Linked DNA regions of Homo sapiens: region 1 is linked to region 2. A link is a loop called in an ENCODE intact Hi-C map of the cell type or tissue named here. Cell type or tissue: pancreas. All regions are shown on one strand. Each heading gives the region's core, and the rest is flanking DNA. Links, peaks and the distances in the headings are about the cores only.

Region 1 (12,694 bases), core at 1,785-9,784, 260 kb before region 2:
GGATTCTAGGCCTGCTATATGTTAAATCACCATGACATAAGGCACAGTAAAGACACAAATGGCCAATAATCATACGAATAGATATTTAACCTGCTAATAACTAAATAAAAGCAAATTAAAGCAAGATGCCATTTAGTAGACTAGTAAAACTAAAAAGATCAATTACAAGTGCTGACAAGGATGTGAGCAAATAGGTCCAGTACTTTCATTTGCTGTGGGTAGGAAGATAAACAGGTGCAGCCCTTTAGAAGGTGGTTTGGCATATCCATCAACTTTTAAGATGTATACTCATTCCAACCCCAGCAAGTCCACTCCTAGGAGCCTATCTTACACAGATACTTGTAAACAATGTGAAAAGGCAGTTACACAAATCCTTATCACACCACCATTTATAAAAGCAAAACGCTGAAAATAATTAAATGCTATCAGAAGAGGAATGGCTAAATAAAGTAGAAAACACCCAGACTATGAAATAGTATGTAACAGTCAAGAAAAACAAGTTTAATTTCCTTAGACTGGCGCTGCCCAATACACCTTTCTGAGATGATAGAAACCTATAATCCCTGCTGTCCAAGACAGTAGCCGATAGCTGCATGTGGGTATGGAGCACTTGAATGAGTCTGGTGTAAATGAGGAATACATTTTGAATTTCAGTTACTTTTAATTAATTTATATTTTATTGGGCAGCATAAATTTTGGATTAACTGTCCTGGAAAGATTTCCACGATATCAGGTTATGACAAAAAAAGTGAGTTGCCAAATAATGTGTAAGTGTGATCCTCTTCAAGTAAGCCTTTTACCTGCTCCCATTCCTGAATAAATCATATGATTCTATGCATGTGCATATTTTTGAAAATGCATAGAAAATGGTCTAGAAGGCAATGCCACCAATAGATAGCACTGATGACACATAGGGAGGGTGATGGGAGGGGCAGAAAGGGAGAGGGGGAAGAGGAACTTTTATATCATTTTTTGTTTTTGCTTCTTACTGTTTTGGTCTTTTCAAAGACACGTATTCATGTACCATTTGTGTAATTACAGGAACAAAGAATGAAAAGCTTAAAAAAATTACTGCTAAAAATAAAGCAAAAAAAAATTACTGCTAAAAAAATTCAGATCACTGAAGTCCAAGAAAATAGGTATAACCTGGGCAGTTTTATAAACTCATAACCAGAAATAATTGAAGGACTTTGTCAACAACATTCACCTAGTATTTTCAAGTCATTACGGTAAATGCTGCGGCTACAAAAAAGAGTAGTGAAATGTTAGCCAGTGTGGATGAAGAGAAATTATGGGAGGAAAACGACCCCAACAGCAGCAGGAGATAGACAAGTGCTGGGGAGAGTCTTGTAGACCAGCCCTGAGCCACAGGCGAGGGTCTCCTCCACGTGGTCCTAGGCAGGGCTCTCTGGGAACCATCTCTGCATGAATAGAGGGACAGCAGGGCCCTTGGAAAAGCCTCAGGGCCCACACACCTACACCCTACTCCAGAATTTCCTTCAACTTTCTGGGGTGAGGCTAATGTCTGGAGAGTCAACATACTCATTAAATCACTTAAACAAAGAGCCTTGGTTAGAACTATCTTATCAGTTAGCAAGCCCAGCACCAAAAGTGGCCCAGCAAGGTGCCTCATACACAAGAAGCCTCAATTAATGCTTGCTGAATTCAAACACACTTATTATGTCAGGGCCCTGAAAGGAGAAGATATAGATCTTAAGTCAGGGGAGAAAAAAACAGGTTATTTTCCACTTAAAAAATTGTGAGGGTGGGGTGGAAACCTGGTTAAGCACCACAGTGGGGGAACACTGGGCAATTTGGAACCCAATTTGGAAGAAGAAAAACCACACAGGGCCTTTCACTGTCTCACTTCTGGGGGACAGAGGCAGCTATCAATAGGGTGGCCTGATTTTTTAAGGGTGAAGTGGCAGGGCTCTAAGGCCAACTTTCCTGAGTGGTATAGGGGTCACAGAGATGGGCATCACCCAGCCTGGCCTCCAGAAATGCAGATGACTGCCTGGAGACCAGAGTGCCTCAAAGGACAGAATTCACACTGTCTCCCTCTGGTAGAGGTGTGATAACATCTATCTCCAGGAATCAGAGGAGGGAAGGGGTGGGCACTTCCTGCTGCTGTCTAAGTGATGAGCTAGCAGCCTAAGATGGGGCCAAGAACTACAGGAACATGGATCACTCTGTGATTACTGATGACACCAAATGATCAGAAGTAAAGCCCTTTCTAAAACACCCAAGAGCTTGTCTTTGAGAGCAGCAAGGCAAGGGGAATGGGGTGAAGCTTCTCATCACAGCCTGGCTTGGGGAAGGGATCCTCAAGGGAGAGCTTGGGGTGGCTCCTTTACAGGGGTGGAGCATCTGGGGCTGAGGGGGAGAAGGACTCTGAGCAGTGCTCACAACCCCCACAGGTGAAGTCTCTTGGAAAAACAAAAAACAAAAAACAAAAAACAAGAGCTCAGAAGAGATGGACAGGTATCAGGTCACCTGGAAAAAAAAGGCTCTTCTGTGTTGCTCCTGCAGGGTCTGCTTCAGCTGTTCCACATCATTCTCCAACTTCAGGTATTCGTTCCAAGCATTTTCCATCTCCTGTTGGCCAAGACAATGCTTCCGGTTCTTAGTTATCCCCTGCCCCCTTGGAAGGCCTCACGAACACCTGTACTCCTGACCATGCTGACCCAGCCAGGGGAAGAGGGAAGGAGACCGGGCAGGCCTGGTGGGAGAGAGAGAGGAGCAGGAAAGAGCGTGGCATCCTCTCATTTGTGCTCTGACCCTGGTCACCTGCACTGTTCACTCTTCCACCCTCAGGATGCTTTGATTCTCAGCCCTGGCCTGTACCACAACAGACTGAAAAGTGAAAAAGCAGATTCTGACAACTTGGAATTAACTGCACACAGATCAGGGGAACAGCCTTGCAGGCAGCTCTGAAGAATCTGGCCCACTGGGTGTCACTGGCCTTCAAGAGTCGCTGTGGTAAGCAGCCTAAGGCACACGTGCAGGCAGACATGTCACCCCCAGACAAGGTTATCTACTGTCAGGTGGCAGTTCTGCTACTGGAGAAGCTCTGCTATTTCAGGACTCTTGCCTCTGGACACCAACTCAACTACATCTTGGGAGGGGAGAAAAGCAGCCCCTTGCTCAGCCCGTCCTGAGGGAGACAGGTCTGCCACCCTCTACGCACAGTGGACTCTCTGGAGAGCTCAGCTCGGATATGGACAAGGTCCTCCTGCAGCAACTTCTGCTGGTAGGCAATCTTCTCCAAGTGCTGGGGCTGGTCTCGGTACTGCTCCATCTGTCTGTGCAACACCTCCAGCACAGATTCTAGCTGGTCCTGCACCACGAAGGGCCAAAAAACAGCAGGATAGGAGGACAGTCCCCAGAGGCCTCCCCATACCACACCAGGAACCAAAGCTACTGGACCTAACCAAGGCCGAAGGGATCAGCGCTGAGATGTGGGCCCACAGTCGGGGCTCTGATGCCAGCTCTGACTCTGTCTAGGGAGTAGGCTGGGGAAAGTACCTAACAGCTCTGTGCCTCAATTTTGTCATCTATAAACTAGGGATACAGCTGTCTAACTCCTTATGGGATAAACTAAGAGAATAAACTAAGCTAAGAGGATAAATCAAAGAATTAAAAAAACAAAAAACAAAAACCTCTTTAGCCTCCTAGGGAAAAGAGTATATTGTCAACCTCCAGCATCACGAATTTAAAATGCAAAAGGAAAAAAATACTTTAAGAATAGAAAAGGCCAAATGTTGGTGGCCCCTGGCCCATTCCGGCACTCCCATCCAGACTTGCTGCCTCCATAGCCCAGATCCTAGGAGACAAGGAGCTTTAGGAAGCAAAGGCCTCTGCCCTGTAATGACTACAGCCACTTCCTCCAAAGGAACCCTGCTTCCCTGGGGTTCAGGGACCTGGGGTCATCACATATAAGCCAGTGGAGCTCCTCTCCCAGGCTCACCTCACAGGGCCTCCACGGAGAGGTAAGCCAAAGCAGAATGGGGGCAGGAGGGTCTCTATAAGATAGAAACCCCTAAGAAACACCATTTAAACACAAAGGCTTTTTTTTTTTTCCTCCTGAGACGAAGTCTTCCTCTGTTGCCTAGGCTGGAATACAGTGGCGTGATCTCGGCTCACTGCAACCTCTGCCTCCCGGGTTCAAGCAATTCTTCTGCCTCAGCCTCCTGAGTAGCTGGGATTACAGGTGCCCACCACCATGCCCAGCTAATTTTTGTATTTTTAGTGGAGACAGGGTTTCACCATGTTGGTCAGGCTGGTCTCGAACTCCTGACCTCATGATCCACCTGCCTTGGCCTTCCAAAGTGCTGAGATTACAGGCATGAGCCACCGCACCTGGTGCATTTTTTTTTAAATAAGCTAACATCTGCTCTTCAATACTAACATGAGGGTCCAGCCTATGTCTCAAGAAAGACAGGACAAAATGTCCCTCTGCCCATTCCAAGATTATTCAAAACTGACACGTACTTTGTTCTCTTTAAGGGCTCGTATCTTGTCTTCCAAGTCCTGGAGGACCCTGTCTTGTTCACAGAAGATGCTCAGTTTGACCTAAAAGCAAGAACAGGTGGAGAGGGCCTGGGGTGATGAGAAAAGGACATGACCTTGGGATTGCAATCAGACAGCCTTTGGCTACAGAACCATCCAAGCCCTGCCTGAAGCTGTTCACCCGGGGTCTGGGTCAGGAGGCAGCTGAGGGGTCAGCGTGTCACTCTGCTCACTCACGTCAGTGTCGCTCTCAGCGATCTTCACAGGCTTCAGACTTCGATCCTTGAGAAGGTCCCGGCCTGTCATCTGGGAGGCGAACAATTTAAAAGAGATTTAACCATGGTGTTTGAGATCAGAACTCAGGAAAGAAAATTCATCCTATAATGGATGGTGTGGAAGTCCTTGGCAGTGGCAGGTAGGGTCATAGTATGAGAGGGACAAAAACTTGGGCCATACTTCGCTATTTCTATGCCTATTTCATTTTAGGAAAAAACCAAAACCTTTTGATGATTCTAGTAATGCTGGTAAGTCCTTTGAGTTAAAGAAAATGTAGATGTTCAAGTTAAAGGATCATCAATTTTAAAAGTATATATTTGCCTAAAATGAATGTGAAAAATCAGCATGAATCTTGGAAGATTTGCCACCGATAAGACAGAGGTGTACTACTGAACGTGGGAACAAACACAAGTTACGAAGCCCATCACCCCCTGCCCAGGGTGGTGAGATGGGCAGACCCAGAGGAACAAACAAATCCCTTGACCATTGTCAAGCCTTAGTTTAATGAAGTCTCTGAGCAGCCCACTTCCCCGTGGGTAAGGCCAGCCTTCCTTACCCTTTACCATTTGGGAAGAAGACCTGGCCAAGGTAAAAAGGAACCTGGCTAGTTCCCAGCAAGGGTTTTTAATTGTTCCCTGAATAACTGAGGCTAGGCTGTACTTGTGTAAGTTACAAGAAAGGAAACCATAAAGCAATATACAAAAGTCACCCAAACTTGCGGGCCAATGGGATTTTACATTTCCCATCCCTCACTTGACTCAAAGTAGGCAATATGCTGCCTGTCTCTCACTGACTCCTGAGAATCTAAATCTTACTTATCCCATTTTTCCATTTCCCCCAATTTCTTTCTTGCCAAAAGTCATGCAGGGGCTGAGGGGAGTGACTTTCACAGATGCACCCTCCCATGGCCAAGATAAGGCCAGGGAGAACCAAGTCTATTTTGCCTAATGTAGGGGAAACCACCTCACTGAGCTCTATTTTGCAGATCTGACCAGGAAAATGGAGGGTGGAGCTAACAGTGGCAGAGACAGGTGGTGTGTGTGTGCTATGCAGAGAGGTCCCAATGTGGACCGATAGCTGCTGGAGAGAGAGGTGTAGATTTCTCCCCATTCTATCTGTAAGGTCCAGGAAGTTTGTCAGTGTGGATTGGGGGTGGAAATAAATTGGCAAACATTCCACTCAGTGCTCAAGCCCTTCATGTGCCCAACTGTCCTATGCTACCTCTCCCTGCAAACTGTCATGAGCAAATCCAAAGGTCAAGGGAGAGGACCTCTCCCTGCCTTGGAGTGAGGACTGATTCTGGGCTACACACATGCCCCACCCATTCCCACGATCCCTTTGGTCACACAGAAGAGGACGGAACCATTGTTTTATCTTGGTAAAGTCAGCCCTGAACAGAAGACCTGGCACAAACTCAGCAAATGCTTATTGAATTGCATTGCATGTAGGTCAAAGGGAAACACATGTAGGTCAGTGTTGTTGAGTTCCCGGAAAAAATAGAACTCCAGCCAAATTCTGCTCTTCAGACTGTCAGATTATGTGTACATACACGTATACACACAGTTGCAGAACACAAGACTGCAACAATCCACAAACAAACAGACTGTGCTGTCTCCTGCAATGCGGGGGGGGCGGTGCAGGGAGGTGTGGGGAGGTGGGCATGAAGTTAATCCTGGTGAATCACAAACAGCTGAACTTCTCAGGCAGAATGTGGGTTTTAAACTCAGGGGAACCCAGGAGAAAAAGCAGGTGAAAGCAGTGAAGTCTTCGCTCTATGCCATCGTCCTTTCATCAAAGCCAAGAACAAGGAGGTTGTCTATTCTCCAAACCGGCTGACCTTTGGGGCTCATTTTCTAGGTAGAAATCATTTTCAAATGGAGATACACTCTGGGGATTCTTTCCCCCAGCAAAACTCTTCCCCTTATTTCACTGAAGCTTTTTACAGAGGATGTCTTTTTGATACTTAAATAACAAGCCAGAAAATCTAATTGAGCAATGCCTCATTTATCCAGCACCATCAGGAAAAGAATGAGATATTTTATATAAAAAGGACATTTTGAGAAGAAGCTGAATCCTCTAAATTATACTTTTTGATGGAAAGCTTTCTAAAAGTATGCCCTTTGCTGCCTTCATGGAATACTGAATATACATTCAACCTTTTTTTTCTCTCTCTCAGGATATTAGTACTACCTCTTTTTCTAAGAAGTAGATTTCTCTTGTCCCTTTTTAAAGTGCTGCTTATCTTGCCAGGCACGGTGGCTCACACCTGTAATCCCAGCACTTTGGGAGGCCAAGGCGGGTGAATTATGAGGTCAGGAGTTCAAGATCAGTCTGGCCAACATGGTGAAACCCCATCTCTACTAAAAATACAAAAATTAGCCAGGCACAGTGCCGCGCACCTGTAGTCCCAGCTACTCGGGAGGTTGAGGCAGGAGAATCTCTTGAACCTGGGAGGCAGAGGTTGCAGTGAGTTGAGATTGCGCCACTGCACTCCAGCCTGGGTGACAGAGCGAGACTCCATGTCAAAAAAAAAAAAAAAAAACAAAAACAAAAACAAAAAAAACTGCTGCTTACTAGGTGTTGTAGGTTAGGAATTCAAAGGACTATAAGCTCGACTGACACGAGGTACTTACATCTCTTCTCTCCCTTTAACTGGGGGTGATGCCCTTCAGGGTGCTCTTTCCACACGTTGCATCTGCTGCTACTACAGCACCCAGCACATTAGAGTACAATGTTCCGTTTGCTCATTTGTCTCTCCTCACTAGAGAGTAACCTAATTAGGGGTGACTGTGGAGATGGATGCCTTTCCTCTGTATCCTCAAAGCCCAGCCAGGGCCTAGCATATTGAAGAAATTCGGGCAATGTTTGCTCAGTGAGTTCATGAATGTATCAAAGTAATGTGAGCTGACTCTGTCTCCTATGGACGAAAGGTCACAGGCTTTAGAGCATGGGCTTGATGAGAGCTGTTTCTACAGCTCAGAGGACCGTTAAGCTTCTGAATGTAGCTCTGCTCCAGACAGCCGAGGCTGCTAAGAAATATTATATCCACGTGTAGCGTATTACATCTAATTTTCCTTTTAAAAGTGTGTTTGTTATAGCCATGTTCAAATACACTTAAAACATCAACTCTGGGTCCCCCCAGCATCTCTGTCATCAGAAAAAGTAAAAGTCTGTGGGTGCTCATCCATTTGAAAGAGTCTCTCCATCAGAGGGGAATCAAAGGCCACCCAGGCATCTTCCCTCCCCTCCACCACATCCCAACCCACTTTCTCAGGGCTCACGATGGTTGGACACAACACCTGCTTCTCGATCTGCATCCTCCCCTGGAATGCTGTGAGAGCTGGCCACATTGCAGTCCCTACTTCTGCATCAATCAAAGAGGGTATGGGCAGGGGGTGGCATTTTATTCTAGTCCAGCTCCAGGCTGTTATCCAAATACCAACTGCCTGCCCCCAAAAAGTGCCACCTTAATCTCAGGGCCACCGTGGCATCTGAGGATACCCTGGCTCTTGGAAGATGACCAATAACTGCTGTTCCCTCCCAAGAAACTCATGCTCAACTCTGTCTGGGTGAGCCCTCGCCATGGAGGCAGACACGTGATGATGGAAACACAACACAAGCTGGTGGCAAGCCAGGCAAGCTCCCCCACCCTTGGCAGCACAAAACATGGAGTCACAGAAAACTGCAGATGAGAGGCTCAGCCTGGTGCATCAGCCAAAATGCTGAAGAGAGCTTCAGTTGAAAGAAAATAAACCAAAATGACTTGCGGGAAGCCTGGGGCGGTCAGGAGAGCAACTGGTTAAGCAAGTGATGAAGTCGGCACCGAGCCAGAAGCAATGGAATGACCCCGCTTGGAGACACGGATCAGATCATCTTACGCTTCTCCTGGGCCGACAGCCCCGTGCTGACTTCTTCAGCACTTTGTAAAGCACGTTGATCAAAGGTTCATTATTTTTAATCTGTTCCAAACAAAAAGGCAGATACAACAAAACGTAACAGGTGAGACATCAAATGACACTTGAAGCAGCCAGAATTTGGGGAACTGGCAAAGGGAAAACTTTAAGGAGGCTGTGTGCTATGCAATTCAAACAACCAGGCCTGAATCTTGGTGATGCTACTTCCATGGGACCGTGGATGCTCCTCCCATGGGCCATGGGACCTTCCCAGACTGCAGCTCTCTCCTTTTTATAAAATGTTATATGCTGTCTGAAGGGACTTTTGCACAGGCTGGTTTTTGTGGGAGTGCAATTTCAGTGTTCATTTCCTTCCTGGTTCTGCGGCAGAAGGCAAGGAGGAACATGATAGAAGGGAACTTGCTTCTTCTTTTGTCCTCCCTCATCACATTCTGTAAGATACTAGTTTAGAGTCGTGCCATGCATTCATCTCACCCCCACTCAACCTTAAGTTCCACCAGAACTGTGGTGCATCTACATGATTATGTCTTACCCATGGTCCCAAATGCTTATAGCTCCTTTTTGGCAACATTGTCCTCATTACCTAGGACAGTGGATCTCAGCCCTTGCTGAACACTGGAATCACTGGGGGAGCTTTAAAAAGTACCGATGCCTGAGTTCCACCCCAAGTGATTCTGATATAATTGGTCTGGGATGGGGCCTGGGCATTGGGATTCTTAAACACTCTCCTGAGTGATTCGAATATGCAGCCAGGATTGAGAAGCACTGCCCTAAAACAGGGGCTCTCAAACTTTAGCATGCATCAGAATCAGCCAGAGGGCAAATACACAGATTTGCTGGGCCCCATCCCTGGAGGTTCTTGTGGTGCAGATCTGGGGTGGGACCCAAGATTTTGCGTTTCTAATGAATTCCCAGATACTGACACTTTCGGTCTGAGGATCACATTTTGAGAGCCGCTACTTCAAAACCATGTTTCTCAATGCTGGATGTGCATTAAAAACACCTAAGGAGTTTGTTTGTTTTAATTAAGTAGTAATACCTGAATATTACCAATTAAATCACAGTCTCTAAGGGGTAGGACCCAGACATTTATATTCATTTTTAAAACTCCCCAACAGTTCTCGTTCATAGCCAGGGTTAATAATTTCTTCTCCAGAACAATAGACCTCAAACCCTAGTGTGCACAAGAATCACCCCAGAGCTTGACAAAAATGCAGAATTCTGGGCAGCAGAGTGTCCAATTCAATAGAACCCTCCAGGTCTGTGCTTTTATCAAGCTCCCAGGTGATTCTGAAGTATGCGGCATCCCCAATTACAACTTTAAAAACTGTCCCAGAAGCTGATTTTGGAAACAGCCTGAACAGAAAAGTCCTGATCTCAGGTTCAAACAGTCAGGAAGAGTCCAGATTCCAGTAACCCCGAAGCCACTGACGGCACATCCCTCACTGAAGACAAAAGCCTTTTTGGGGCTGACTGCAACCTTTTCTATCTACAAAGGCTCCACGAGTGACAGCAGGTACCCTCATCTTCCTGGCTGTGCTTCACCGCAGCATAAAGACAACTTAAAGTGTCAACAACAGTGAACCCCACACCCCACCCTTCTGACTCAGCTAAGGTATAGGGTTCTGAAGAGCAGAACTTCAATGCCAAGAATACAATTCAACGAACACGACTTTAGAGTGGGCAAAGCGTGTGATGCATGGACGAAAGAAGGCAGGTGTGAAGTCAGTTGCTGCGTACATGTCCCAGCAGTGTAACTTTGCAGAAGTTACTTTATTTCTCTGACACCTGGGTTCCTGGTTATAAAAAAGGGATAATAATTCATATTGCTCAAGTTGCTGAGAGGATTCAATGAGATAAATGAACATCAAGTGCCCAAATACTGCCAAGGCAGGAACAGATGCTTAATCAATGTGAGTCCTTTTCACCCTGGCACCATCAAGTAAAATGCCAGCAAAGTAAACATTTCCAAAAAAGCACACTAATGTAAGTGGGTCCCAAGAGCAGAGTGTCCCGTTGTATGATTACTTGGCACCCCAGCAGGAACGCTCACTTCAGGAAGGTAAAGCTTCTCAACGTGGGCCCACAAGCACCCCTGATTCTGGAAGCTGAGCATCAGCTGATTGGGGGGCAGGGGAAGATGGGCTCTGGATCCTTAAGTCCTTGGCCTCTCGAACAGGGACATGGGGGACACCAAGTCAACGTGGCACATGGAGGGGAGAGGTCAGCAGATCAGATGCCAAGCAGGGAGACTCCTCTCCAGAGAGGCTTATATCCTTACCTCACCCCCCTCCAAGGAACCAGGGGGGACCTCTCATAAGCAGCTGGTCCCAGAGGGGCTGTGCTTATCTCCATTTCCATGCCCAGAATGGTCTACAGGCCTATTCAACCATGTCCAGAGAGACCCCTGACTCAGGGACATTTTGTCCAGCATGTCATAGAATCTAAGGACCAATAAGCCTTGGGGTTTTCCTAATCCAACCATTCATCCCACTCAGTTTCATTGAGCCTCAGTTGTACCCTAGTGACGGGAAGTCCACCACCACCTGAGGTGGCCCTTTTAGAAAAGTCTTTCTTCTACTAAGCTGCAACCTATCTACTTGTAGCTGCCATCCACGTGTCTTAATTCCTCCTTAGGGCCACAGAAAACACATGGAGACATACCAGAGTTTTACAGGCTGTCTCTATGCCTCTCCTGAATCGCCCCTAACTCCTTCAATCATTCCGCACTGTAGCTGTACCAGCTGCTGTTGTGCTTCCTTTCTCCACCCAGTGTGTCCCATTAGGGAACTCCTCACTGCATGGAATACTGAGTAGGGAAGAAGTGAATCTGGGCTTGCAGGCAGCCACCTTCCCTGCCCGTGTGGAGGCAGCCCTTGTTCCACAGGAAAGAAGAAGTCTGACACACACGGAAAGTAGAAGAGTGACAATGTGGCTGAGCCCCGGGAATGGGGCCCCTGGCTACACGAATTAGTATATTCCCTTTTCGACTTAGCATGTTGCTTTGGGTTTTAGATACTTACAAACAAAAGCATCCCACCTAACACACCCAGTGGTTCTGCAAGCCGTCAATACCTCTCCCCTGATTCCAGCCCTTCCTTCATCTGGATCTTGAAGTGGGACTCTCATCTTGGAACCCTAAACCCAAGCTGAGTCTGAGCAGGGCAGAGCAGGCCTACTGCCTCCTGATCTGGGCCTGCCCCTCTGAGGGAAGCCGGGGGGTGCCAGCCTTTCTGGCAGCCATGTCAGACTGATGACACACACTTGGCACAAAACCCAGCTTGTTTCTCGCATGTGGCTGCTGGTGAGCCAAGCCTCTTCCAGGCTGCTGGTGCAGTTCAGCTGGTTCCTGGAGAGGAACTTAGCAACCGGGGTAGCAGCTATAAGACCAGGGGAATACTGGTATCAACACAGTTGTTTTCCATGACAAACAATGACAACTTCCAGAAAGTCCAATAACTAGATAACGTTCTAATCATGTGCAGCTCTTAGGTAGTAAAACACACCAAGGATGTAACTTGCCTCTCTCTATCCCATCAAATATATTTCTTGGCATAACAATCCAAGCTCAGCTCCACAAAAACATAAGGCCTTTGGGTACACAGTGGTAGAGCACCATTTTAAGAGAGGATGTGGGGCAAGGTGATGAAGGGCTTTAGGGTGAGAGCCGCACCCAAATACTGACACCCGCTAGCTGCTGTGTAGGCTTGGGAAACTCATTAGCCTTTCGGAGTCACGGTCCATTAAAAGATGATACCACCACTTCCCTTACAGGGCCACTTTGGAGGTAAAATAACTTAATAGAAGTAAAATGCAGTGACTGGCACACATTATAACCCCCTATTGTTATTAAGCTTCTGTTGGAGTCGACACTCAGGGACTCTTAGTTCTGCTGTGCCATTCTGTGGCTCAGTTTCTCCCTCTTTAATCCCGCATAGCTCAAATTCTATGATCTTGAAATAAAACAAACCTGAGGCCAAGCATCACTCCAGGAC
Region 2 (12,694 bases), core at 2,369-10,368:
TGTACGTGAATTGTGACATTAGCAGTAGCATCCATTTAGGATATTACGAATATTATCACAGTGTGAACACCCCCTGGAACATTAGGAGTAACATCCCCCTACAATATTGGGAACAATATCACATGGTGTACACCCCCTGTGACATTAGAGGTAACATTTCTTTAGGATATTACGAATAATATTACCAGGTGTAGATCCCCTGTGATATTAGGAGTAACATTTCCAAAAAAATATTACGAATAATATCACTGTTTGTACACCACGTGTGACATTAGGAGTAACAGCCCCCAATACTATTTTGAATAACTTCACAGGGTGTACACCTCTGTGACATTAGGAGTAACATCTTTCTAAATTATTATGAATAATATCGCAAAGTGTACACCCCCTGTGACATTCGAAGTAACATCCACCTAGGATATTAGGAATAATATCACAGGGAGTACACCCCCTGTGACATTCGAAGTAACACCCCCCGAGGATATAACAAATAATATCAGATTGTGTACATGCATTGTGACATCAGTAACATCCCTTTAGGATATTATGAATATCATCAGAGTGTGAACACCTTCTGTGACATTAGGGGTAACATCACCCTACAATATGGGGAATAATACCACACGGTGTACACAGCCTGTGACATTAGTGGTAACATTTTTTCATGATATTACGAATAATATGACAGGGTGTACAGCCCCTGTGATATCAGGAGTAACATTTCCAAAAAACATTACAACATTACAAATAATATCACTGTTTGTACACCATGTGTGACGTTAGGAGTAACATCCCCCAAAACTATTATGAATAACTTCACAGGTTGTCCACCTTCTGTGATATTAGGAATAACATCTTCCTAGAATGTGAAGAATCATATCACAGGATATACACCCCCGTGACATGAGGAGTAACATCATTCTAGGATATTACGAATAATATACCAAGGTGTACGCACTTTGTATGGTAGGAGTGACATCCCCCTGGGATACTACGAATCATAGCACAGAAAGTACACCCCCTGTGACAATAGGAGTAACTTCCCCTTAGGATATTACAAATAATATCACAAGGTGTACATGCATTGTGACATGAGTAATAATATCCAGCTAGTACACTGTGAATAATATCACAGGGTGTACATATTTGTGACAGTAGGAGTAACATCCCTCTAGAATATTATGAATAATATCACAGGGTGTACACACCCTGTGACTTTAAGAGAATTATCCCCCTGGTTTATTACAAATAATGTCACAGGGTGTTAACCCGCTGTGACAATAGGAGTAATCTACTTCTAGGATATGATGAATAATATCACAGTGTGTACACCCACTGTGATATTGAGTCATTTTTCCAAAAATATTACAAATAATATCACAGGGTGTACACCCATAGTGTACACCTACTGTAATAATAAAAGTTACACCTCCCTAGGATATTGTGAATAATATCACAGGGTATATGCCCTGTGTGTACACCCACTGTGATTTTTCAAGTAATATCTCCCTAGGATATTACGAATAATATCAAAGGGTGTACCCCATCTGTGACATTAAATGTAACATCCCTTTAGGATATTCCGAATATCACAGGGTGTTACATCCCCTGTGACATTGGGAGTAGCATCCCCATAGGATATTCCAAATAATATCACAGGGTGTACACCCCATGTGACATTAAGAGTTACATCTTCCTAGGATATTACAAATAACATCACAGGGTGTACACCTCCTATGATTTTAAAAGTACCCACTTAGAATATTACAAATAATATCACAGCATGTACACCCCTGTGACATTGGCAGTAACATCCCCCCAGTATATTACAAATAATATCAAAAGGTGTACACACATTGTGACATTAGTAGTAGTATACCGCTAGTATGTTGTGAATAATTATATCAGGGTGTAGACACCTGTTACATTAGGAGTAACATCCCCCTAGAATATTACCAATGATATCACAGGGTGTGCACCCTTTGCGACTTTAGAAGTATCATCCCCCTAGAATATTAACGAGTAATATCACCCCCATCTCCCACAATGGATATTACGAACCATATCACAGGGGGGTGGACACCCCCCACAATATGGCGAGTAATATCACCCTACTCTCCCCGCCTAGATATTACGAACCACTTCCCCTGTAAAGACACACATAGACTTAAAATAATGGGATGAAAAGATATATTTCATGTCAGTGGAAACCAAAAAAGAGCAGGAGTAGCTATACTTGTATCATACAAAATAGATTTGAAGACAAAAACTATAAGACAAAGAGGCCCAGGCGCAGTGGCTCACGCCTGTAATCCTAGCACTTTGGGAGGCCGAGGTGGGTGGATCACCTGAGGTCAGGAGTTCGATACCAGCCTGGCCAACATGGTGAAACCCCAACTCTATTAAAAATATCAAAATTAGCCAGGTGTGGTGGTGCGTGCCTATAATCCCAGCTACTTGGGAGGCTGAGGCAGGAGAATCACTGGAACCCGGGGGGCAGAGGTTGCAGTCAGCCGAGATCATGCCACTGCACTCCAGTCTGAGTGAAACAGCCAAACTCCATCCCAAAAAAAACCAAACGAAACAAAAGACAAAGAAGGACTCTATGTAATGATAAAGAGGTCAATTCAGCAAGAGGATACAACAATTTAAAATATATATGCACATAATACTGGAACACCCAGATATGCAAAGCAGACATTATTAGAGCTGAAGAGAGAGATAGGCTCCAATACAATAATAGTTGGAGATTTCAACACCCCTCTTTCAGATTTGGACAGATCTTCCAGACAGAAAATCAAGAAAGAAACATCAGACTTAATCTGCACTATACACCTAATGGATCTAACAGATATTTACAAAACATTTTGCCCAATGACTGCAGGATACACATTCTTTTCCTCAGCACATGGATCATTCTCAAGGATAGGCCATATGTTAGGTCACAAAACAAGTCTTAAAACATTGAAAAAAAAATTGGCTGGGCACAGTGGCTCACACGTATAATCCCAGCACTTTGGGAAGCTGAGGTGGGCGGATTACTTGAGGTCAGGCGTTCGAGACCAGCCTGGCCAACATGGTGAAACCCCATCTCTACAAAAATACAAAAATTAGCCAGGTGTGGTGGTGTGGATCTGTAATCCCAGCTGCTTGGGAGGCTGAGGTAGGATAATAGCTTGAACCCAGGAGGCAGAGCTTGCAGTGAGCCGAGATTTTGCCACTGCACTCCAGCCTGGGTGACAGAGCAACACCCTGTCTCAAAAAAAAAAAAAAAAAAAAAAAATTGAAATAATATCAAGCATATTCTCTGACCACAATGGAATAAAAATAGAAATTAATAGCAAGAATAGTTTTGGACACTATACAAATACACAGAAATTAAACAATGTTTCAGATGTCTTGGAGCACTGAAAAAAAAAAAAAAAAAAAAAAGAAACAACATTCTCTTGAATGTGCCAGTAGGTCAAAGAAGAAATTAAGAAGGAAACTTAAAATTTCCTTGAAACAAATGATAATGGAAACACAAGATACCGAAACAATACTAAGAGGGAAGTTTACAGCTATAAGTGCCTACGTTAAAAAAAAAAAAAAAAAAAAAAACACCTAATGCATCTTAAAGAACTAGAAAAGCAAGAGCAAACCAAATGCAAAATTAGTAGAAGAAAAGAAATAATGAAGATCAGAGCAGAAATAAATGAAATTGAAATAAAGAAAACAATACAAAAGATCAATGAAACAAAAAGTTGGTTGTTTGAAAAGTTAAACAAAATTGACAACACTTTAGCCAGACTAAGAAAAAAAAGAGAGAAGGGGCAGGCATGGTGGCTCATGCCTATAATCCCAGCACTTTGGGGGACTGAGGTGGGTGGATCATTTGAGGTCAGGAGTTCAAGACCAACCTGGCCAACATGGTAAAAACCCATCTCTACTAAAAGTGCGAAAATTAGCTAGGTGTGGTGGCACACGCATGTAGTCCCAGCCACTCAAGTGGCTGAGGCACAAGAATTGCTTGAACCTGGAAGGTAGAGGTTGCAGTGAGCCAAGATCACGCCACTGCACTCCAGCCTGGGCAACAGGGTGAGAGTCTGTCTCAAAAAAATAAAAAATAAAAAAGAGAGACTCAGATAAATAAAATCAGAAATGAAAAAGGAGACATTATAACTGATACTGAAGAAATTCAAAGGATCATTAGTGGCTACTACGAGCAAGTATATGCCAATAAATTGGAAAATCTAGAATAAATGGACAAATTCCTAGACAGATACAACCCACCAAGATTGAACCAGGAAGAAATCCAAAATCTGACAGATCAGTAACAGATAACAAGTTGAAAGCTGTAATAAAAAGTCTCCCAGCAAAGAAAAGCCCAGAACCTGATCCCTACCCTGCTGAATTTTACCAAGCATTTAAAGAAAAACTAATACCAATTCTACTCAAAGTATTCCAAAAAATAGTAAGAGGGGGGAATACTTCCAATCTCATTCTATGAGGCTAGTATGACCCTGATACCAAAACAAGACAAAGACACATCAAAAAAATAAAACTACAAGCTAGTACCTCTTATGAATATTAATGCAAAGATCCTCAAAAAACACAAGCAAATTCAGCAATATATTAGAAAGATCATTCATCATGACCAAGTGGGATTTGTCCCTGGGATGCAAGGATGGTTCAACATATGCAAATCAATTAATGTGATATATCATATCAACAGAATGAAGAATAAAAACAGTATGATCACTTCAATTGATGCTGAAACAGCATTTGATAAAATTTAACATCCCTTCAAGATAAAAACCCTCAAAAAAACTGGAATAGAAGGAATATACCTTAATATAATAAAAGCCCTATGTGACAGACAGCTAATATCATACTGAAAGCCTTTCCTCTAAGAACACAATGAGGATGCCCACTTTCATCACTGTTACTCAACATAGTACTGGAAGTCCTAGCTAGAGCAGTCAGACAAGAGAAAGAAATAATGGGCATCCAAATTGAAATGGAAGAAGTCAAATTATCCTTATTTATAGATGATATAATCTTATATTTCAAAAAAACCTAAAGACTCCACAAAAAACCTATTAGAAGTGATAAAAATTCAATAAATTTGCAAGATATAAAATCGACATACAAAAATTAGTAGCATTTCTACATGCCAACAATGAACAATCGGAAAAAGAAATTAAAATGTAATGCCATTTACAATAGCCACAAATAAAATTAAATACCTAGGAATTAACCAAAGAAGTTAAAGATCTCTATAATGAATATCATAAAACACTGATGAAAGAAACTAAAAAGGACACCAAAAAAATGGAAAAATATTCCACGTTCATGGATTGGAAGAATCAGTATTATTAAAATGTCCATACTACCCAAAGCAATCTACAGATTCAATGCAATCCCTATCTGAACCCTCTCCTCAGTGAGTGATTGTGTGAGTCCAGGCAGTGCTTCTCAAACTTTAATGGGCATCAGAATTCCCTACAGTTTGTTAAAATACAGATTCCCTTCCCTTGATTGTGTGGTTCTGTATGAGGCCTGAGATTCTGTTTTTCTTGTTTGTTTGTTTGTTTGTTTGTTTTTGAGACAGGGTCTCACTCTGTCGCTAAAGCTGGAGTGCAGTGACACGATCACGGCCCACTGCAGCCTCCATCTCCCAGGCTCAAACTATCCTCCTGCCTCAACCTCCCGAGTAGCTGGGACTACAGGTGTGCACCACCATGCCCAGCTAAGAGATTCTGCATGTTTAATAAGTTATATTCCCACCAGGTGATTCCGTTGAAGGAAGTTCCAGACTACACTTTGAAAAATGCTGCTCTAAGAGAATATGTGTCTGGAAGTTCTGAGAGACATGGAAGGGAGCAGGTGACCCGAGGTACATGTGTATAACATTTCTTTCTTTTTTTGTGTGTGAGATGGAGTCTCGCACTGTCACCCGGGCTGGAGTGCAATGGTGCAATCTCGGCTCACTGCAACCTCCGGCTCCTGGGTTCAAGCAATTCTCCTGCCTCAGCCTCCCGAGTAGCTGGGATTACAGGTGCCCGCCACCAAGCCCGGCTAATTTTTTATATTTTTAGTAGATATGGGGTTTCACTATGTTGGCCAGGCTGGTCTTAAACTCCTGACCTCGTGATCTGCCTGCCTCGGCCTCCCAAAGTGCTGGGATTATACGTGTGAGCCACTGTGCCCGGCCAACATGTGTATAACATTTCTAGAAAAATATGCAAAAAAACATTGTTAGCTTCTGAAAAGGAGGCTAGAAGTTCTGGTGTACGGGTAAGACCTGTTTTATATTTTAAAAAACTTTAATATTTTTTTCACCTTAAGCATGTACTACTTTCTTAGTTTAGAAACATTTAGCACATTGCCCAACAAAGAGTAGGTGCTCAGTAAGTAAAAGTTATTTTCTTTTTTGTCCTCTACCCAAACATTTGCTGCCCTTTCTCTTCCTCATTTCCTCCCCACCAGCAGTATTCCCATTCATGTCTTTGATTAATAAATATCAATGGAATACATATCATGTGCTAGGCACTGTTCTAACAGTATAGCTGCATACACACAACAGACACAGTTCTTGCCTGCAAGGAGCTTACATTCTAGTGCTCTCTTGTCCCCACCTTGGCACATTTTGATTCATGAATTCCTGCCTCCTTAGCTTTGTACAGGCCATGCCCTCACACAAACCTAAAGTACCCTTTCCAACTCCCCTCCTTCAGAACAGTACCTAAATTCTCCCTGAAGCTTTCCCTGAACCCCAGTGACATCCCCATGGGAGGCTTGATGGGAGCTCTGGACCAGGCTTCTGCTGCCCTCTGGTGGGGCTTCCTGGTGGCTCAAGGGCCAGTGCCCTGGGGACCTCTACTCTAGGGCCTGCCTCTCTCCACCTGGCATCTACGCAGTCTTGGGTGGGCCAGGCCCAGGGGATCTGTGTACCCAGAGTACACTGACTTCCCTGGACCTGGCTCAGACGTATGATCTGTGTGTCCCTAACTCTGAGCCAGACTGTCCCTAAAGGCCACAGTCTTTGTAGAGGCAATGCGGTATGGGACAGTAAGTAGTGCCACTGCCCGGGGGTGCTGGTAGTTGGGGAGGGAGGGAGGGTAGGGAAGTGGGGGAGGAGACACCAGGTAAAATAGCTTTAACAGAATTATCTTTTATTTCTTCCTTTTTTTTTTTTTTTTTTTTGAGACAGAGTCTCTCTCTGTTGTCCAGGCTAGAGTGCAGTGGTGTGATCTCAGCTCACTGCAACTTTCACCTCTTGGGTTCAAGCGATTCTCCTGCCTCAGCCTCCCAAGTAGCTAGGATTACAGGCATGAGCCACCAGGCCTGACTAATTTTTGTATATTTAGTAGAGACAGGGTCTCACCATGTCCCTGTGCCCAGGCTGGTCTTGAACTCCTGACCTCAAATGATCCACCTGCCTTGGCCTCCCAAAGTCCTGGGATTACAGGCATAAGCCACTGCACCTGGCCTTATCCTTTCTTTTATTCTTTGTTTTTATCTTGTGCCAAAAGCAACTGATACTCTTACAGAAACGTCAGAAAATAGAAACATGCAAAAGAATGATTCAAACAAATCCCATAATCCCACCTAGAGACAATTTCTTTTCACACCTGGAGCAAGAACAAAGAGGAAAGGGCAACTAGGCCAGGAGCCAGGAGGCCTGGACTCTAGTCCTTGTCATCCCTCCCACTGTGTGACCCTGAGCAAGTCCCTTCTTGGAGTCTAACTCACCCATACACAAAATGAGGACTGAATTAAGTACCTACTTGGTTTACTCTTCTGTGATTCTAAGTCAGGGGTCCCAATCCTAGATGCCTTTTAAAAATACAGATGTCTGGTTCCCCACTCCCAACCCACTCCCCATCCTAGCAGATTTCTGCTTTCCCAGACAGAGCTCAGGAATCTCTATCTATCTATCTATCTATCTATCTATCTATCTATCTACCTACCTACCTACCTACCTACCTACCTACCTATGTATCCATCTCTTCTTCTTCCCTTTCTGGAGTAAAGGAATCAATTTTTAAAAAATATTTTTTAGTGACCGGGTGCAGTGGCTCATGCCTGTAATCCCAGTACTTTGAGAGGCCGAGGTGGGTGGATCACCTGAGGTCAGGAATTCAAGACCAGCCTGGGCAACATACATAGTGAAACCCCCTCTCTACTAAAAATGCAAAAATTAGCTGGGCATGGCGACATGTGCCTGTAATCCCAGCTAATTGGGAGGTTGAGGCATAAGAATCGCTTGAACCCGGGAGGCAGAGGTTGCAGTGAGCCAAGATTGTGCCATTGCATTCCAGCCTGGGCCACAGAGCAAGACTCCGTCTCAAAAAAAAACCAAAACTGTTTTTACTTTTCAGAGACAGAGTCTTGCTCTGTGGTCCAGGCTAGAGTGTAGTAGTGATCTTCCTGCAGCTTTGATCTCCCAGGCTTAAGCAATCCTCCCATCTCAGCCTCCTGAGTAGCTGGGACTATAGGCATGTGCCACCATGAGTAATTTTTTTTTTTTTCCCCCTGAGATGGAGTCTTGCTCTGTCACCCAGGCTGGAGTGCAATGGTGCAATCCCAGCTCACTGCAACCTCCGCCTCCTGAGTTCAAGCAATTCTCCTGCCTCAGCCTCCCAAGTACCTGGGATTACAAGTGCCCGCCACCATACCTGGCTAATTTTTTTGTATTTTTAGTGGAGATGGGGTTTCACCACATTGGCCAGGCAGGTCTTGAACTCCTTACCTCGTGATCCGCCCACCTCGGCCTCCCAAAGTGCTGGGATTACAGGTATGCGCCACCGCACCTGGCCTAATTTTTTTATTTTTTGTTGAGACAGAGTCTTACTATTTTGCCCAAGCTAGTCTCACACTCCTGAACTCAAACGATCCTCCCACTTCAGCCTCCCAAAGTGCTGGGATTACAGGCATGAAGGAATCAGTATTTTAGGATGGGCACGGTGGCTCATACCTGTAATCCCGGCACTTTGGGAGGCCAAGGCTGGCGGATCACTTGAGACCAGGAGTTTCAGACTAGCTTGGCCAACATGATGAAACCCCCTCTCTACTAAAAACACAAAAATTAGCCAGGCATGGTGGCATTCACCTGTAGTCCCAGCTACTCAGGAGGCTGAGGCAGGAGAATTGCTTGAACCCAGAATGGGGAGACTGCAGTGAGCCGAGATTGCACCACTGCATTCTAGCCTGGGCAACAGAGCGAGACTCTGTCTCAAAAAAATAAATAAATAAATAAATCAGTATTTTAGGCCAGGAGCAGTGGCTCACACCTGTAATCCCAACACTTTGGGAGGCTGAGGCAGCAGGATCACCTGAGGTCAGGAGTTCGAGACTAGCCTGGCCAACATGGTGAAACCCCATCTCTACTAAAAATAGAAAAATTAGCCGGGTGTGGTGGTGGGTGCCTGTAGTCCCAGATACTCGGGAGGCTAAGGCACGAGAATCACTTGAACCCAGGAGGCAGAGGTTGCAGTGAGCTAATGCCACTGCACTCCAGCCTGGGCAACAGAGTGAGACTCGGTCTCAAAAGGAAAAGAAATCACTATTTTTAAAAGTCTTCTGGGAGTATCCCAGTGAATGCCTCCTGGTCAAGAAGCATTGGTGGATATCTTTCTAGATATTTGTATGTTTGTGCATAATTTTTTTTAACAAAACTGGAATTATTGTATATATGTTAATATATTGAGGTACATTTCATACCTTAATTTAAGCAGCCCACTAATCAGTTAGGCAGTTCCAATTTTGTACTATTACAAATATTGAAAAAACAGTAAAAGTGGGCTAAAAAACAAATTACAAATAATTAGGGAAAACCCCTGAAAAGTTCAGGAAAAGGACAAAAATGCTTAAAAACTTAAAGCATTGAAAATTGCTTGATAAAGCATGAGAATGACCAACATTATATATATTTAAAAAAACAACAACTGGGAAATACTCATTTTCAATCAAATCATTGTTTCAATCAAAATGTTGTATTCACCAGAATGCTTTCAGAAAAATTGCTTTCAGTCCAATCATATGCTTCTGTGGGAGGCAGCCAGCAAGAGCTTCCTTCCAGCTCCCACGAAGTCCTTGGAAAAGGTTTGGGATCCCCACTGCCAGCAGTTCTAACTGGGAAATAAACATCAGACCAACCGCTGTGCATGTACCCAGCAAGGATCTGCTGATTATCTTATGTGCCAGGCTCTGTGCTGGGCACTGGGAATATGAGGCAACCAAGACAGTTTCTGCCATCCTCCCCAACAGGGGCTCACAGTCCAGTCTGGTAGGGCAGACAGACACATCCACAGGTAATTCCAGTACAGGCTGAGATGAGATGAGAGCAGGGAGGCATGGCAAATGGGGAAAGGCAAGTGAAAGCTTCTGCCCTGTCCCTCCAGCAGCCGTAGGACCATAGAAACACAGCCTCTTTCTCCTCAACAAAATGTTCTCCTTACTTTTGCTATGAAACAAATTACCCCAAAAACCTAGTGGTTTAAAACAATCATTTGATTATGCTCAAGGATTCTGTAGGTCAAGAATTCAGGGCTAGGTGCAGTGGCTCATGCCTGTAATCCCAGCATTTTGCGAGGCCAAGGCAGGATAACTGCTTGACCCCGGGAGTTTGAGACCAGCCTGGGCAACATAGGGAGACCCCTGTCTCTATGAAAGAAAAAAAAAAGAATTCAGATAGGGTACTACAGGAATGGCTTCTCTACTCCAGAATGTCTGTAGTCTCAGCTGGGAAGATTGAGTGGCTGGGGCGACTCAAAGGCTCTGGAGGCAGGTATCATGTGGAGGTATCTTCACTCAGGAGCCTGGTGGTTAGCGCCGGCTGTCACATGGGACCTCCACCATGGCTGTTTTCCAGAGCACCCACACATGGCCGAGGCTTCCTCACAGCATGGAGGCCTCGGGGTGGGCCTGCACAGCAGCTCAGGATCCCAGACATGAGTGTCCCAGGCAACAAGGCATTTTCTGCCCTGGTCTCGGAATTCCTCAGGTGTCACTTCAGCTGAATTCTATTGTTACAGCCAGCCACAGCCTGCCATGTTGATAGGGAGAGGAATTAGACACCACATCTTGACTGGAGAGCAGTAAGGTTCAAGAAGACAAGTGGGACAGATTTTGTTGTGGTCATTTTTTTTTTTTTTTTTCCAGAGACAGGGTCCCTCTGTCCCAATCATAGCTCACTGCAGCCTCAAACTCTTGGGTTCAAGCAATCCTCTCACCTTGGCCTTCCAAGTTCTGGAAAAAAAAAAATCTAGCTAGCTTTTTTATTTTTTGTAGAGATGTGAGTCTCACTATGTTGCCCAGGCTGATCTCAAACTCCTAGCCTCAAGAGGTCCTCCTGCCTTGGCCTCCCAAGGTGCTGGGATTACAGGCATGAGCCACTGAATCTGGCCTGTTGTGGTCATACAGTCTACCACACCCGAGGTGGACCCAGGCACACCATTTACTGCCAGGAGGGCAGGCCTGAGAGGGGCCCAGCTGGGTGCAATGGAGGTAAGATGGGAAAGAAGCTGGACTCTTCTATCCTTAGGCAATTTCATGTGACCATGGCTTCACTTTCTGCTCCTCCATGATGACTTTTTTTTTTCTTTTTCTTTATTTTTTTTAAGACCGAGTCTCACACTGTTGCTCAGGCTGGAGTGCAGTGGCACAATCTCCGCTCACTGCAACCTCCACCTCCCGGGTTCAAGCAAGTCTTGTGCCTCAGCCTTCTGAGGAGTTGGGATTACAGGCACACGCCACCACGCCTGGCTAATTTTTGTATTTTTAGTAGAGATAGGGTTCCACCATGTTGGCCAGGCTGGTCTTGAACTCCTGACTTCAAGTGATCTGCCCACCTCGGCCTCCCAAAGTGCTGGGATGACAGGAGGGAGCGCCACCCAGCCTCCCTTATGACTTTTCCATCTCACCAGTGTGTCAAATTGTCTGCCTACTTTACCTTTTGTGCCTCAGTTTCTTCTGAATAATGGAGAGGCTAATACTATCTACCTCATAGAGTGACCATGAGGACTAAATGAGACAATATGGTAGTTCCCCAATGTCCGCAGAGCGTATGTCCCAAGGCCCCAGGGGTTGCCCGAAACTGTGGACAGTACAAAATCTTTTATATGCTATTTTTTTCTACACATATATACCTATGATAAGGTTTAATTTATAAATTAGGCACAGTAAGAAATTAGCAACAACTAATAATAAAATAGAACAATTATAACAATATACTGTAATAAAAGTTATTTTAAATTTATGAATTATTTCTAGAATTTTCCATTTTATATTTTCAGCCCACTATTGACCATGGATAAAGGAAACCATGAAAAAGGGGGGAAACTACCATACTTACAAAATACTCACTGCAAGGCCGGGCGCAGTGGCTCATGCCTGTAATCCCAACACTTTGGGAGGCCGAGGCGGGCAGATCACCTGCAGTCAGGAGTTCAAGACCAGCCTGACCAACATGGCGAAACCCCGTCTCTACTAAAAATACAAAAATTAGCCAGGCATGGTGGCAGGCATCTGTAATCCCAGCTATTCGACAGGCTGAGGCAGGAGAATCACTTGAACCTGGGAGGTGGAGGTTACAGTGAGCTGAGATCATGCCACTGCACTCCATCCTGGGGGATAGAGCAAGACTCTACCTCCAAAAAAAAAACGGAACAAGGATGAACTCTGAACTCTGAGCAGTGGTGCACTGGGG

The links. A loop is a pair of places that touch in the nucleus more often than their neighbours do. Peaks named below come from ENCODE experiments on the same cell type or tissue, not always from the same donor. Only the 100,000 strongest peaks of a DNase experiment are listed, where the experiment ranks them.
Region 1: a loop joins it to region 2, with 2.7 times the contacts of the local background. A loop is called at or near these places in 14 of 110 quality-filtered maps.

What each region holds. Positions count from the first base shown.
Region 1 is chr11:16,798,481-16,811,174 of GRCh38, forward strand. It overlaps PLEKHA7 (pleckstrin homology domain containing A7), which reads right to left. Exons shown (of 27, transcript NM_001329630.2): 14 at 4,747-4,815; 15 at 4,492-4,572; 16 at 3,188-3,337; 17 at 2,494-2,595. Among named protein-coding and RNA genes, the nearest start is that of C11orf58, 66 kb to the left of the region's middle. RefSeq lists an enhancer at 3,670-4,869. In pancreas, for the core only: no CTCF peak of the experiment used is centred there; no DNase peak of the experiment used is centred there; H3K27ac peaks cover 759 bases.
Region 2 is chr11:17,056,782-17,069,475 of GRCh38, forward strand. No RefSeq gene overlaps it. Among named protein-coding and RNA genes, the nearest start is that of SNORD14A, 12 kb to the right of the region's middle. In pancreas, for the core only: a CTCF peak has its summit at 6,831 (motif pointing left); a DNase peak (open chromatin) is centred at 6,840.